2 separate regions of the Mus musculus genome follow, and region 2 is linked to region 1. A link is a loop called in an ENCODE intact Hi-C map of the cell type or tissue named here. Cell type or tissue: left cerebral cortex. All regions are shown on one strand.

Region 1 (8,000 bases):
GTCAATTGTGGGACTTATTTCTTAAGCAACCACATACCTACTTGGAAAGTCTTCTGTCATTCACTTATCTTGAAGTATTTTACTGCATTATCCACTAGTAATTGCAGAGCTTCATGTCTAAAACCAAGATCTTTAAATCTTTGGAGTAGGTTTTCATACAGGGAGAGACCTATGAATTCAGTTCCATTCAGATAGATAGATAGATAGATAGATAGATAGATAGATAGATAGATACATACATACATACATACATACATACATACATACATACATACATTCAGTTTTTCAGCACCATTTTCTAAATATGCTACCCTTTCTCTAGGAAATGTAGTTGTCATGTTTTACTAATCTGAAATGTGTGTCAACATTAACATTAGCTCAATTTCTTACTTTCTTTCTTTCTTTCTTTCTTTCTTTCTTTCTTTCTTTCTTTGTTTTTTTGTTTTTTTTTTTGTTTGTTTGTTTGTTTTAGTTTTTTGAGACAGGGTTTCTCTGTGTAGTCTTGGCTGTCCTGGAACTTACTCTGTAGACCAGGCTGGCCTCAAATTCAAAAATCTGCCTGCTTCCACCTCCCAAGTGCTGGGATTAAAGGCATGTGCCACCACTGCCTGGCTTCAGTTTTTTTTTTTTTTTTTTTTTTTTAAGCTCTGTATGATAAATTGACTCCATGCTTTCCAAAATTAATACAACACCCGTGGAAGTATCCTAAGCCCAAAAGCACAGGAACATGTAAGTGTGATCATTGTAGCATGATTTGAGGAAGAGGAGACAAGAGCCAATACTACTAAACTGGTATGCATTTACTACAGTAGAATATGGACAGGCTCATGAATAAGGCACATTGGCTTTTAAAAATACTGCATTGCAGAAAACACACACGACAATGTCCCAGGGACCCTTCACAGATGACTTTGAAGCATCCCCATTATTTGAATGTTTGCTAACCTCTGAGGTGGGACTCTGTATGGAAAACAGTAATATAAAAAGAGAACAGTCTACTTAAGAAGACTTTCTATTCCACACACTAAATAAAGGAAACAGTGCCATTTCTGTAGAGAAAAATCTCGGCATAATACATACTCTTATATATAAAATCACATTCATAAGCGCACAGTATATACAAAATCAATGATATAATCAGTGTTCAGATTTAAAATAAGACACAAAGCAATCTCTTTAAATTAACTGTAGTGTAAGATATATCATGAGAAATTGTTCAAAAATAATTATATGTACAAATTTTGCTGCAAATTGTTCTACAGTGTGTACTTGTGTGTGTGTGTGTGTAAACGCACATGTGTGCATGCATGTGTCTGTGTGTTCATGTGCGTGCATGTCTGTAGAAATGTGTGTGATGAGAATTGAAGCAATACAGTCTAAAGACACAAAGGAGACAAATGAAATGAAACGTGAGAAGAGGGAGGTAGGAAGATATGAGCATGAAATAAGCTAAATATGTACAACAAAATTGTGTGAAAATTGAGAACCTAAAAAGAAGTTTAAAAATGGTAGCTGTGATTTGTTGTGTAACTTAGTATTCCCAACTTAAATACGAGTTATGTCTAAAGTTCATTTGCTACTAAAGAAAGAGTAATAATACTGTGAATTTTGTCCACACGTGTTCAGTCGTGCTGAGTGAGCAGTATCTAAAGACTGTAGTATGACATCCATGGTTTTCATTTAAAAACTAACAAAGTTTAATGAAACTGTATTATCTTATTGTATTGAATCTTTGCTTATTCAAGTTAGTCTAATTCAGACTTACTAATAAATTGCAAATTCCCATGTCATTTAAAGTAAAATATTACATTCTATATCTATCAGTAATACATGTAAGCATATATAGTAGCACATAAGGAAAAACAAAGGAGTGTCAGATTCCATTGTAGTGAGTCTTTAAGGTTTTCTTTAGTTCTTATTTGCCAAGGAATTTTAGCAGTAAGAGTAAAAAAAAGGTCCTAATGAAATGTATATAGTTTTCATGCAATTATGCACAAAAGAGTTGCTAAAAGCTTCAATTCGCCTTTAAACTTCAAAGTAAGGCAATTTAATTTACTTTGATCTAATTTTAAAATTACATGGTAGTTTTAAAAGTTACAGAACAAAATGCTATATTTAATCCTTTTTATCTTACCAAAAATTGAGGAAGTGAACTTTAAGGGTGTTTCATTCATTGTCAATGCCTATGGCTCATGATCCTTTTATTGCTACCATCTTTTCTTTTTTTGAATTGTTATTGCGTTGTTCAGTATTCTTTTTGACTGGATATTCAATGCTGATAGCCTTTCTGGAACAGTGCCAATATTTACTTCCTACTTTAGTAGGATTTACTTCATGTTCCAAATTGTTTCAAATTGTTTTGCTTATACTTAGTTACAGAAAACATTATGTACATGTATTCAAAACATCTATATGTTAAAGCCATACAGCTGCAACCATAAAGTGTCTAGAATGTCTCCAGGCCATGAAACTTATTGTCAATTAAGTTTAAATCATGTCTGAGAGGGGAAAAATCATATAAAATATGTCAGACTTCTCCAGAAACTTAGCTTAGCAAGCACAAAAATGACATGATGCTAACCAGATTTTGTTTCTGTTTTCACAAGAGGAAGCATGCTCATCTTTGTGGTTAAAGCTGGCATTTCACAAAGTAAGCTTCTATTTACATTTGGTGAGTATATTTACATATGTGTAGTAGCCATAGTGGTAGAGAACAGCAGACTAGGATGCACAGAACCACTTAAGCAGGGCTCATAGGACCTCACAGACAATGAAGCTGCAACTGTAGAGTCTACATGGGTCTGTGCTAGGCTGTCTGCATACATGCTTTAGCTTTGTCGGTTTGATTAACTCCTAACAGTGAGAACGTGGGTCTCTGTGACTCTTTTTCCTGATTCTGGGACCTTTTCCCTCTAACTGGGGTGTTTTATCAAGCCTTTATAGGATGGTTTGTGCCAACTCTTAGTGCATTTTTTATACCAAGTTTGTTTGATACCACTGGGGGGCCCTGCTATTTTCTTAAGAGAAACAGAAGAGCAGTGAATCTGGGAGAGAGGGAAGGTGGATCCAGGCTGGGAAGAGGAGAGGGGGAGCTGTGGATGAGATGCATTGTAGGAGAGAAGAATGAATTAAAAAATGGAAGAAAACATGAGACATTTAGAAAAATAATTTTTTTGTAACCAGAATTACAAAGGCATTATGAAAGCAAGAACAGAAAATGATTTAAAGTTCCCTTCTTAGCGTTATAAACCTGCCTTGAACACAAAACTTGAAGAAAGACAACAACTGTCACAAGGACTGTAATCCAAGTGGCAGTGCCCTCATTGCCTCAGGAGCCTGCCAGTTTCTAGACAGGTTAAGCAACTGACTCAAGGTCACCTCCCTAGTATGGTGCAGGCAAGAGCAGACTTTAGACTTGTTTTTACATTAAAGCTTGGTGTTTCACAGTTAGCGTCCTGTTACCTCATGCACCTAAAGAGAAAACGATACAGAAATTACTTTGAAATGAGTGAAATATGTAGTGTAATGAGGAGAAATTAGATTTTGTTTTGTTAAAGTGCTTTTCCACATCTGCAGGATAGCTACTCAAATTGCATTTATATTTTTAAACTATGTGAAATCCTATTGCTGTTTATTTCTAAAATCCTCCCTTTTCAGATGATTTACTTTTCTGCTCTATTTTCTGTTTGGATTCTTTGCCAGTCCTGTGGGTTTGTAATGCAGGAATACCATTTCTTAACTCTACTTCGTTAACTAAGATTCAATTATCTGGATATTAATGCCATAATTAAAGAGCATAATCCTTTTGCTTTATTCTGATATAAAACTGTACTGTATTGCATGTGTTGTTGCACATTTGAATAAACAGTGAATTTGAACATTATAATGCCCTTTCTATATTCTTAGATTCTATGCTGGGATTTTCAATCTCTATCACCAAGATAATCAAAGCCATCGAGTGACAGGTGCAAAGGAATGACATTTTCTTTCTATTTGAATGTGAATTCACTGTAAGAAAATTATTTTTCTTTAAATGTGTATTGAGTCATCGGTGAAACATGATTTTTTTTATGCACTAATTTCTCAAGGAATCCACCATGTGTTTTCTGATGAAAATGTTTCAAATAATACTGAATGAAATAATTCCATATTCTCCCAAGATATTAAGTTAGTGAGTTATTTTGGAGGATATAATGTTGCTATGTGTATGGCACACTTAATTATATGTGCTCATGTACATACATCAAACAACATTTTTGTGTGTTTTTCTGAGTGTGCATGTGTGTATTTGTGTGTGTGTGTGTGTGTGTGTGTGTGTGTGTGTGTGTGTGTGTGTGTGTGTGTGTGTATGTAGAGAAAAGGAGGGTAAAATCTAATATCAGAAATGCTAAGTTTTCATAACAGAAGGATAGTACAAGAGTGCCACCTCCTGGATCTTCTACACTAAACAATTTTTTTTTCATAATGTCCTTGACTTTCAAATGAATTTAGATTAGGGATGTTTCTTGATAGTCTTTCATCCCAGTATTTTCCTATTCATAATCATATAGTGTTCTAAATCTTACTATAAAGTTGCTTAGAATCCAATGGCTGTATGTGGAGATATTCTGGATAATATAGGCTTCAATCTTTTTTTTTTTTTGAGTTAGCAGCTTTTTTTGTCCATGATAAACAAAACAAAGTCCCAAATTCAAAGCACGATGAATCTCATGTTGAGTAGGGTTTAATTCTACTTAAAGTGACTGATAAATCAGAGACTCAAATGAGTTTCCATCATCTTGTCCAAAATATTAATGTCAGGCTTATTTCTTGGTGTGAGGTATCACAATCTGGACTCATGTATGTATAGCTTTGCTATCATATGTGAAAAATAAAACCTCATTTTAAAAAAGTGTCACAATACTGGTTGAATTAGGAAAAGGCTGGATGAAGTTGAGGAGGAGGGCGACCCAATTTTCATCAGACCAGAAGTCTAAACTAACCTGGACCCCTGAGATATCTCAGATAGTGAGCCACCAACCAGGTAGCATCCAAAAACTGTTTCAAGGCCCCCTGACACATGTAAAGCAGAGGACTGGTCTGGGCTTAGTGGGAGAAGATGTGCCTAATCCTTGAAAAAGACTTGAGGCCTCAGGTACTGGGAGGTCTGACAGAGTCTTGGAGGGGTGGTGACATCCTCTTGGAGATAGGGGGGAGGAGGAATGGGATGAGGTACTGTGGGAGGGCAGAGCAGGTAGGATAACTACTGGATTTAAAACAAAACAAAACAAAACAAAACAAAACAAAACAAAACACCAAAAAAAAAAGGTAATAAAAAAAGATAAAAGAAAACTGGCAATGCAAAAGGATACTATTAATAGCCAAAAGAAAAAAAAAAAAAGAAAAAGAAAAAAAGTTACAGTACAGATTTATATCGCTACTAGAATTCTTGTTCAGTTTGGAGGACGTTGATATCAGATCCTTCATCAGGAGGCAGAACTATAGTTTCCTTTCTTACACAGGAATTCGCACATCACAAATAGAATCGTCTCTGAATCTGAAACCTTACCAAATATTTTCAAACCTGTTTTAACTGAGAAAGAATATTTGTAAGATAGTTTTTAATTCTGTGGTATATATAGCGATTGCGTACCTGCTTTCAGTTACAAATTATTAAGGTCCTGGGAATTGATGAATAACATTAACAATGAAGACAATCTCTATGTTTCTCAGCGTCCCTCTCTTTCTCTCTTGCCTCATCTCCCCATCTCTGTCTGCCTCTCTTTCTCCTTTGACCTCTCTTCTTCCTCCTCATTTTCTCTTTTTGGACATTGTTTCCCTTTCCTTGTGTCCTTGTGATTATTTATATATATAATCACATATATAATTTATATATATATATATTATTTATATAGCATAATAATTTCCTAACATTACAGAGATTACTTATTTTTAATATTTCTATACCCATATGGGTAAGATAAAATGCATATAAATACATTAAGTATGCATTAGAACCTTCAATATTTCCAGAGAAATATACTTTGCACAGTGGGTAATATTTTATATCATAATGTGAGTGCTCCCAGTCACTCTCACATTAATAGAAATTTAATATGGCCTATTTTAAAGTCTTTTAAGGAACTTCTAATTTACTCCTCTTTTGAGGAGGATTGAGAGTCTGTGAATCATAATACCTCCCCATTATCTTTGCAAAGTGTGATAAGACATTATTTTAAACATGGAATAATATCCTTGTCCAGATATTTGCCCTTCAAACACTATCCACTCTTAAATCCCCTAAAGATAAATTCTTAAGAATATCGACCTGATAGAAATTTGGAGCACAAGGAACCACAATGAAAATGTGAAGAATGACACGATTCATTTTAAGAGAAAAGAATTTTAAATGCTTATGACATGCTGATCTTTATGCAACTCAAATAATCAGAGTCTCGAAGAAGTGAACATTCCTATCTTAAGAATAAAGCAACAGGGACATATTTGAGACTTTTGCATTAGATTCTTCTATTAGCTCCGATGATGCCAGCTATGTACCACATGTAAAACGAGGGCAGTTAGTGCATCAGGGATTTGCACCTTGTGAAGCTTTGTGATTTGCTTTCTATATATAAGAGCTTAAAAATTGTTGAGCCTAATAACAAACAACTTCGGAACTGTGTGTTAAGCTCTCTTTAGATGCACACATAACAACCATGAAAGTCACAGACAGGTAAACATGCTATTCAAAGGATAACAAATTTTTCCAAATCTCTTTCTAGGTTATGTACTGAGAGTGTCAGTTAAATTAATGTCAGTACAAATTTCTCTGATAACTCTAACATTCTGAAGAAAAATATGTATCTCCTAAGTAATTTACTAAATAAAATCTTGTACTTTGAAGCAAAATAATATAAAGGGAACTTTTTAAAAAACATACTGTCCATTCAGTGGTTCTAAGAGATAATCAGGAGCCTTTTGATAAAAGGGTTTTATTATACACAAATATAAATATAATTAAATTCATACACAAGTTTTTGAATATGTTATGGAATATATATATAAGTATGTATTTTAAGAGGTCTCATAAAATAATCTTGTAACTATGAAAGAATATATGGTTCATATAAATCTACTTCAAGAATCAAAATTTAAGCCCAACAAAATTTGTAATTGTAGCCCAACAAAGTCCAATCATTAAGATATTTGACCTTCCAGCATCCTTCTAAGATCCCAAGAATGTGAAACTGTTCTAGAAATATGCCCAAATATGTTTTATTTAAATTATCAATGAAATCGATAAAGCTACTGAAAGTCAGAGTCTGGAGAGTTTGGTATGACATTCCAAAATGCTTGAGTCAATTTATTGTCCCAGTTTAATACAAGGGATTTTAATATTAGAATACTTGACTTCTCATTTATCATTGTAGTTATAGGGAAAATTCTGCAGTAAACAGAACACTGTCACTACATAAAATAATGTCTATGAAAAAGTATGTGGGGAGGAAGCAGGAACTGACTTAGAGTTCACGTGACTAACCACCAGCACAGGGGAGAGATCTTGAAATTCCATAACTTGACTGCAGTGAACACTTTGGATGATTATTCCTTGAAGAAAAAAGTAAACATAAAGAAGTTTAAAGCTACAGGTCTTTCTTTGAAAGCAGTTATTTAGAAATGGTTCAATCTTTTGAAGATAGAAGGATACAAGTGTCCAAGATAACTGACTAAAGATCTCTCTGTTCTATGCTTAATGTTATAAAAGAAAAAGAATAAACATCTTTTCCTAGCGTGACTAAAGTCATAGCTACAAATACAAGCTACATTATAATATTCATGGGATGTTTACAGGGGTAAGTCAGATATCCTATGTGAGAGATAAAATTTCAGAGTATAAATTCTGTTTTTCATTTGATATTTTCTTTATTTACATTTCAAATGTTATTCCCTTTCTTAGTTTCCCCTCCGAAAACTGCCTATCACCTCCCCCCTCCCTGCTCACCAACCCACCCACTCCCACT
Region 2 (8,000 bases), 1.9 Mb before region 1:
TTATGAAACATGTTATTAAAATAGTGTCCCTTACTGAAATCATGTTTAAGATGATAAAAGTTGGTAGCATCTGTTTATTTTATCTACAGACATACATTATCTAACATTTCATCTTTTCACATTGATATTCTGCCTTAGTTCTAGATTTCCCATATTGGTAAGTTACTTAATTTTACTACTATTATTGTTTGGAAGTCACCTAATTATAATCCTTGTTCTTGACTGATAAAGTAAACAATGTGTCCCTAAAATTTAGGAGACTAACTTTTAACAAGAGCCTGCAAATAATTAGAGTTTAATAGAGCATATGTCTCAGTTGATGATGTAAGTTAGCTTTAGAAAACTTAGGATTTTCAAGTGTCTAAACTTTCTTGCCTTTAGGCTTTCTTCAAGGCAAGATATTTCAATTCAAAAAACATATTATTTTTAGAAGTATTCATCATCATCCTAAAAAATATAGCTGATACTTTGTATATTTAAAGGAAAAAATCCAACTATTCTTGCCTTGAATAAAATTTGTAAAAATAAATGATTTTTAGTGTCTTTGGCAAGTAGAGACAGGCAAAACTTTATTTCTCTGCCTTAAAAGTTTTTCCAAGTTTGTTCAGTTTAGAATTCCAATTCTGGAGCTGTCCAACACTGCAAGGGATATCATACACACCTCAGCTAGATGACAATTGCTCAAGCCACACCCAACTTCTATTCAGTTTTAGTTCCTTTAATCTAGTGTGGATAAGGCATATTTTAGATCCATTATAAAAATGACAATTATAAAATGAGACAAATAATATGTATTCAAATTTAAATGAGTATCAATTGCCCAAAATCATAGAGGAAGAAAGATTGTAAGGTTGGTTTCTTCATTAAAAATTAATTATTTTATGTAAAAATAATGTATACTTATTAAATGAGTGTTGTGTCTGCATGTATATGTACCTCATGCATACCTGGTGCTTATGAAAGCAGAATAGGACATTGGATTCCATAGATAAGTTTAGATGGTTATAAGCTATTGTGTGGGTGAAAGAAACCAAAGCCAGTTCCTCTATAACAGTAGCAATTATTTTAACAATGAATTATTTCTCCATCCCAACATCTTGAGTTCTTTCAAAATCACTCAAGATGGGTTTTGGGTATCCAGAAAGAAGTTCCTTGGCATAGACCTATGGACATTTATTGAGTCATAGAACGATCTGGTGTTACTGCAATCCAAAAACTTTGGAAGGTAATTTGTGGGTTGGCAAGGAAAATACATTCTCTAATCACTCACTGTTTGGATATTCTTCTAGTTACCATATAGAATTATCTCATTGATACAATAGTAAATATCTTAAATGTCAATTTCTTTTGTTTTATTATTTATTTCTTATTTTTTGTCAATACTGGAGCCTAAACCTCAGACCTTGAGAATATTTGGTAAATCAGTTTACCATTGAACTCTATACCAAACCCTAATAGTGTATTTTAGAGAAAACAATTGAGATGAGTAACCAGATAAATCCTAAGAATTTAGAGGAAAAAGTATTGGTGTAATACAAATATATGATACCTACATTTTGCAAGTGTTTTGAAAATATATAATAACTGATTTCATGCTTCTGGAAGACCCGCAGTTATATCAGTTACCTATTTACTGTTGAGCTGTAAGAGAGCATAAGATATAAGCCATGGAAAGAGTTTAAAAGCAAATATCAATGAAAAGTTCCCAAAGCTTCTTTAGTAACTTTCTTTTATAATTTATTAAAATTTCACTTGTTTTGTTTTTGCTTCATAGCAGAAGAATAAGTAAACTAAAGCATTAAAATGTTTTGATGAAAAACACAATGTCAAATAAAATAAACAAAATACTAAGAGAGTTACCTGTATAGTATTTTTGAAGTCTGAACAAGTAGACTTTACACATTATCACCAATCTTATATTTGAATTAAAGTAAATGAACATTAAATTTGAATATAATTTATGGATAGAAATGGTATGAATAATATGATTTAGAAATAATATGATTCATAAAATTGCTTCTGAGTCTAGAACTGTTTTTACTTTCCTTACTTAAACTATTTCTAATTGGTCATTGAAAATAAACTTCTGATATTTATAATGTGTCTAGATAATGAGGAGACTCGTGAGAAGTAAAATCTATAGACTATTAAGAGAATTCAAATGCATGAAACAAAGGGACCTGTGAACTAAACAGTTGGTAAAATTTATGCACATACATAAAATAATTTATGTTTCTTTAGTCCTTATGTTTATCACCATTACATTGTATACTTCACTTGAAATACATCACCATGGTATTTCAAAACATTGAGAATCCTAGGACAATGAGACACAGTATAGAATGGGAAACATTGCTCTTTTCTTCTATAAAATAATTAACATTTCAGGCTTGCTTATATAGAAACATATTTAGACCTGTTTTTTAAACAAAATTCAAAGATTTATTAATACCACAGTATAATATGTACTCAGAACAATCCCATAACCCCTAAAGTAATAGAAGCAGTCATTAAAAGTCTCCCAACGAAAACCGAACCAAACAGCCAAACAAACAAAATAACCCCAAAAAACAAAAAACAAAAACCGGAGTATCCCGCAATACATCTCCTGGGCATATATCCAGAAGATGTTCCAACTGGTAAGAAGAACACGTGCTCCACTATGTTCATAGCAGCCTTATTTATAATAGTCAGAAGCTGGAAAGAACCCAGATGCCCCTCAACAGAGGAATGGATACAGAAAATGTGGTACATTTACACAATGGAGTACTACTCAGCTATTAAAAAGAATGAATTTATGAAATTCCTAGGCAAATGGATGGACCTGGAGAGCATCATCCTGAGTGAGGTAACACAATCACAAAAGAACTCACACAATATGTACTCACTGATAAGTGGATATTAGCCCAGAGACTTAGAATACCCAAGATACAAGATCCAATTTGCAAAACACATGAAACTCAAGAACGAAGACCAAAGTGTGGATACTTTGCCTCTTCTTAGAATTGGGAACAAAACACCCATGGAAGGAGTTACAGAGACACAGTTTGGAGCTGAGAGGAAAGGAAGGACCATCAGGAGACTGCCATACCCGGGGATCCATCCCATAATCAGCCCCCAAATGCTGACACCATTGCATACACTAGCAACATTTTGCTGAAAGGACCCTGATATAGCTGTCTCTTCTGAGGCTATGCTTTGGCCTAGCAAACACAGAAGTGGATGCTCACAGTCAGCTATTGGATGGATCACAGGGCCCTCAATGGAGGAGCTAGAGAAAGTACCCAAGGAGCTAAAGGTGTCTGCAACCCTATAGGTGGAACAACAATATAAACTAATCAGTACCCCCAGAGCTCATGTCTCTAGCTGCATATGTAGCAGAAGATGGACTATTAGGCCATCAGTGGCAAGAGAGGCCCCTTGGTCTTGCAAACTTTATATGCCTCAATACAGGGGAACACCAGGGCCAAAGTGGGAGTGGGTTGGTAGGGGAGTTGGGGGTGGAGGGTATGGGGGACTTTTGGGATAGCATTGGAAATGTAAATTAAGAAAATACCTAATAAATAAATTAAAGAAAGGCTCATAGAACTAACGGTTCTTAAGGTGAGGAATTCTACATTGAAAACTTTTATAAAAATGCCACAAAGTCATTAGATGATGTAATGATCACTAAGGTATAGATGAAATGATATCCAACACAGCCAAAAGTCAAGTTCTAGATATCTTAGGATTCTAAATTTAGATTATGTAATAGAATTACTTTTGGCCCTTTCAAATATTTACATAGAATTTTAGATTAGAAACTCAGTCATTCAGAGTATTATTGTGTGTGCCTTAGATGCACTATTATTTAAAGTATCCAGGTATGATGATCACAGTACATAAATTGCTATTTTTAAGTTAGCCATTTTTGGACATTAAACAAGCAGAGTGGACTACTACATCATAATCATTGTCTCTGTCTACCTTTGTGCCATCTTCATATGACCATGTATGTACAACATTACAGAGGATGAAAGATGTGCACTGATGTGTGTGTGTGTGTGTGTGTGTGTGTGTGTGTGTGTGTGTGTGTGTGTGTGTATGTATTTGTGTGTATATTTGGGGGTAGAAGGTTGTGACTGGGAAAAACAAAAGCCAAATAGCAAGGCCAGGCACACACTCAGCAGGTACTCTTCCTGTAAGTTATACCTCCAGTCCTTCACAGTGTATTTCTTGAAGGAATTAATTTACAAGAACCCGTGTATGCTAATAATATATTTAGGCCCTTGCATACTTGTTAGAACTTGTATTTTCTAGTAATTTTAAAGGTATGTGATATAACTGCTAGGTTAGGAAACCACTTACGCAGTCCGGAGGAGTTTAGCTAGTGGGTGGGTGTCTGTTCCGTGTCTGCCCCCATTTCTTTCTTCCAACCAACTGAATTGAAAGTTTCAAAAACAGCAGATTTTTCTCTCATCACAAAAGCTCGAGGCTGCATGAATTATGGAGACAAATGCTTCATATAAGTATAGATTAAAAAAATTACAACTCTTCGACCTGGAGAAATAAAAGTCAAGAAGGGATGCTACAAAATCCATAAATTCAAAAATATTATGAGAGAATGGAGATGAATATTTTCAGCAATGTGAGAACATTTGAAGAGGTTGTCCCTAGAAAGTCACAAAAGACACTTTTTAGAACTAATAAAAGACACTTCTATTTTACAGAGTGAGTTGTAAAACGATGGAATTTAAACCTCTGAAAATGCTCCGTGTTGAGGATATAAATAAACCCAGAAGTTGGCAGAAAAAATTCCATAGGTTAAAAATCTGCAAGAAGTTGAAGGAAAACTAGCATACAAAGCTGATATGGCTCTAAGAAAGGAATGTTATTAATAATTTATATGAAGTCCAGTTTCATTGATGAAGTTCTCCAATTCCTTGTTCTTTGCTTTTTATCTGATTTAGATTTCTGAAATGGCTATCAGTTCTATTAAACAACAAAGTGTTTCCTATACATATTATTCCATATGAATAAGTATAGCCTTGATCTAAGAATAGTGTCAATCAATCTGAGTTATTAATAAGTTAATTAAATATGTACTTGATTAGATGTTTAAAAAGATAAGGCTATGGGTATTTTCATTTTTCTTTTGCACTATGTTTTATAGAAACAAAGCAAGAGTTTTAAAGGTTTCCACGTCTATACTTCTAGTTCATCTCATTTTTAGAGAGTCGTGTTGGTGAAACTTTATAGGTCTAGTATAGGTGTAGCTTCTGACACATCTAGGAAACACAATCTTAAAGCAAAGTTCCAGATCCTCTGAGTTGTACAGACTTTATCGCCTCTTTTTCCATGTTCTCTGAGTCTTAGGTGTGTTTTTGCCATTGTTTTTGTCGTTTTTGTTGTTGCTTTTGCTATGTTAGTATTTGACTCTATAAAAGAATGGCTTAAAATACAAGCATATAGCATTAAAGTATAGAATATAAGATTAATTGATTAGAAAGCACTTATATTTTATGTATATCTGGCTGTTGATTACTCTTCATATCATCTGATAGAGCCTGGTATAGAGAAACTAAAGATCGTTGCTTTCTTTCTGGGATGAAAAAACACTCATAATATTGACTCGGCTGGTTTTTATTATTTTATTATTTGATTAACAAGCTAAAAAGGGTTCTATTTTAGCTTCTTGATAGATGCAAGTACAAATACTGTTTTGTTCAAAAATTTTCAATTAAAGATTATTAACAGGAAGAAATACCACTCAAATGTGTCCAACAAAACCCTGTAAGTGTAAATTTCTTGCTGACATCTCATGATATGCAGAGGTCAATGCAGAATATCGCAGCAGTGAGAATCACAAAGGACTTTTAGCACTTTCCATCACAGTTCCTAGGATACAGATTAGTAAAACTTGCAGTTCTTAATTTCTGTACATTCTCTCTGCAATAAAATGAAAACAACCATATCCTCCTTTGCAAGACTGTCGCTGGAATAATGTATTGTAAGTTTCTTTCTATTACAGAAAATATCACTCCTCCGATTCTCCTTCTTGCTCCCTTTCTTCCACTGTAAACAATGATGTAAGACATTCAGTCTCACATTTTGAGTGGCACCACGATCACATTTTTGCTAGAGGAATTTATTTTTTGTCATGAATGAAAGTAGGTTGTCTATGGTAATAAGTACTTGTATCACTGTTACCATTCTATGTCCCAGACTAAGCTCCTAGGTATTTAGAGTAGACACTTGGTGAATGAAGACAACAATTATTTCACACTCAATTCTTTTGGCTTGGTCACAAGTGTTCTTACTGGATGAACCATTCTGGGTACAGACAAATTGAATTTTATGAATGACTTTAGACTGCAAATCATTTTCAATAAACATGTATCCTTACATATAGTAGCTGCTTAATACATATTTATGCGTGAAGCCTGATGCAATTCAGTACAAACCGCAACCTCATACATATTAAATAAACACTCATGAAAATGAAAATCAGTATTGGCTATTTTCAGTAGACTTTTTTCAGAGCATTAGTATTGAATCATTTCAGAACCTTATAATTAAAATTCTTAAGTCTTAACAATCTCGGGGAAATTTAGTAAGTTTTAGACCCCTATACATTGGTTTGAAACATTTATAGGCACTGTTATAAGAAATAAAAAGAAATGCCAAAAAATTTGTATTCCTACAAGTTATTTTTTATATTTGCATATATACATATATACATTATATATATAATTGTATATATATATATATATACATGTACATATACATACATACACACACACACACACACACACACACACACACACACACACACATATATATATATATATAAAATTGCATGAGTATCATGAAAAATTTTCGGTTCTATTTGAAATTAAGTTCGCAAACATAGAGTGCAAATATAAAAAATATAAAAATTGCCGTGCGTGGTGGCGCACATCTTTAATCCCAGCACTTGGGAAGCAAAGGCAGGCAGATTTCTGAGTTTGAGGCCAGCCTGGTCTACAAAGTGAGTTCCAGGACAGCCAAGGCTACACAGAGAAACCCTGTCTCAAGGAAAAAAAATAAATCATTTAACCCTTATTATCTATTAAAAACTTCCTCATTGTATCGTATGAAGGAAAGTTAAAATATATAAAATTATAGATTGCAAACTATAAGGTATTGTTGCTATAGTTTTATTTCTATGAATTAGTTTTCTTCAGTAATTTCTATGCATAAAATCATTATAATACTATTAGACTTACACTTAGAAAGAAATAACCTTTTATTCCTAAAATTATGTTTTATATGAAAAATAATGAAAATATACTCAAGAGAATAATTTTGTGTTTATGCACTCTATCAAAATAATCTTGGTGTATATGTACATATATAGTAATATACTATAGCAATACAATGGACTAAGACCTATTTGATTACAGCAATCTGATATGTTAAGCAAGATAAGCTACACATACAAAGACAAACATTTCCTGGCTTCACTTACATGTGTAATTGAAACAAGCTGACATTTTAGAGGCAGAAGATAGAGTTATAACAAGAATCTGATGAGAGGAAGAGAATTGTACAGTTAGGAGAAATAATTGTCTGCTCTGTTGTGTTACTACATTGGATAATATAGTTAATAATACTGTATTATTTTAAAAGTTTGAGAATTGGAGCCTCTGAATATACTTTAAAAAGAAATAGTAAATGCATGACGTTAAGTCTGTCCTAAATAACTAGATTTCAGTATATATACACTATACATATACATATACTTATACATATACATATACATAGTGTGTATATATACATATATATAAATAGGACATCTGATTTTGGGGAAATTGTATTCCATCTAAATATATTTGGAAACGTCTTAGAATTCATGCCTATTTTTAGAAAATATTTGAAATATGGATTTCTTATAAATTCCATGCTTCTTGATACTATAGATGTCAAGCAAATTTCCTCTAGATTCTTAACACATAAAAAGCTATAAATTTAAAAAATAA

What was found. Hi-C counts contacts between places; a loop is a spot of excess contacts. Peaks named below come from ENCODE experiments on the same cell type or tissue, not always from the same donor. Only the 100,000 strongest peaks of a DNase experiment are listed, where the experiment ranks them.
Region 2: a loop joins it to region 1, with 6 times the contacts of the local background. A loop is called at or near these places in 2 of 42 quality-filtered maps.

The regions. Positions count from the first base shown.
Region 1 is chr14:95,773,216-95,781,215 of GRCm38, forward strand. No RefSeq gene overlaps it. Among named protein-coding and RNA genes, the nearest start is that of Spertl, 100 kb to the right of the region's middle. In left cerebral cortex, a CTCF peak has its summit at 4,456 (motif pointing left); a DNase peak (open chromatin) is centred at 4,419.
Region 2 is chr14:93,914,442-93,922,441 of GRCm38, forward strand. No RefSeq gene overlaps it. Among named protein-coding and RNA genes, the nearest start is that of Pcdh9, 28 kb to the left of the region's middle. In left cerebral cortex, no CTCF peak of the experiment used is centred here; a DNase peak (open chromatin) is centred at 4,401.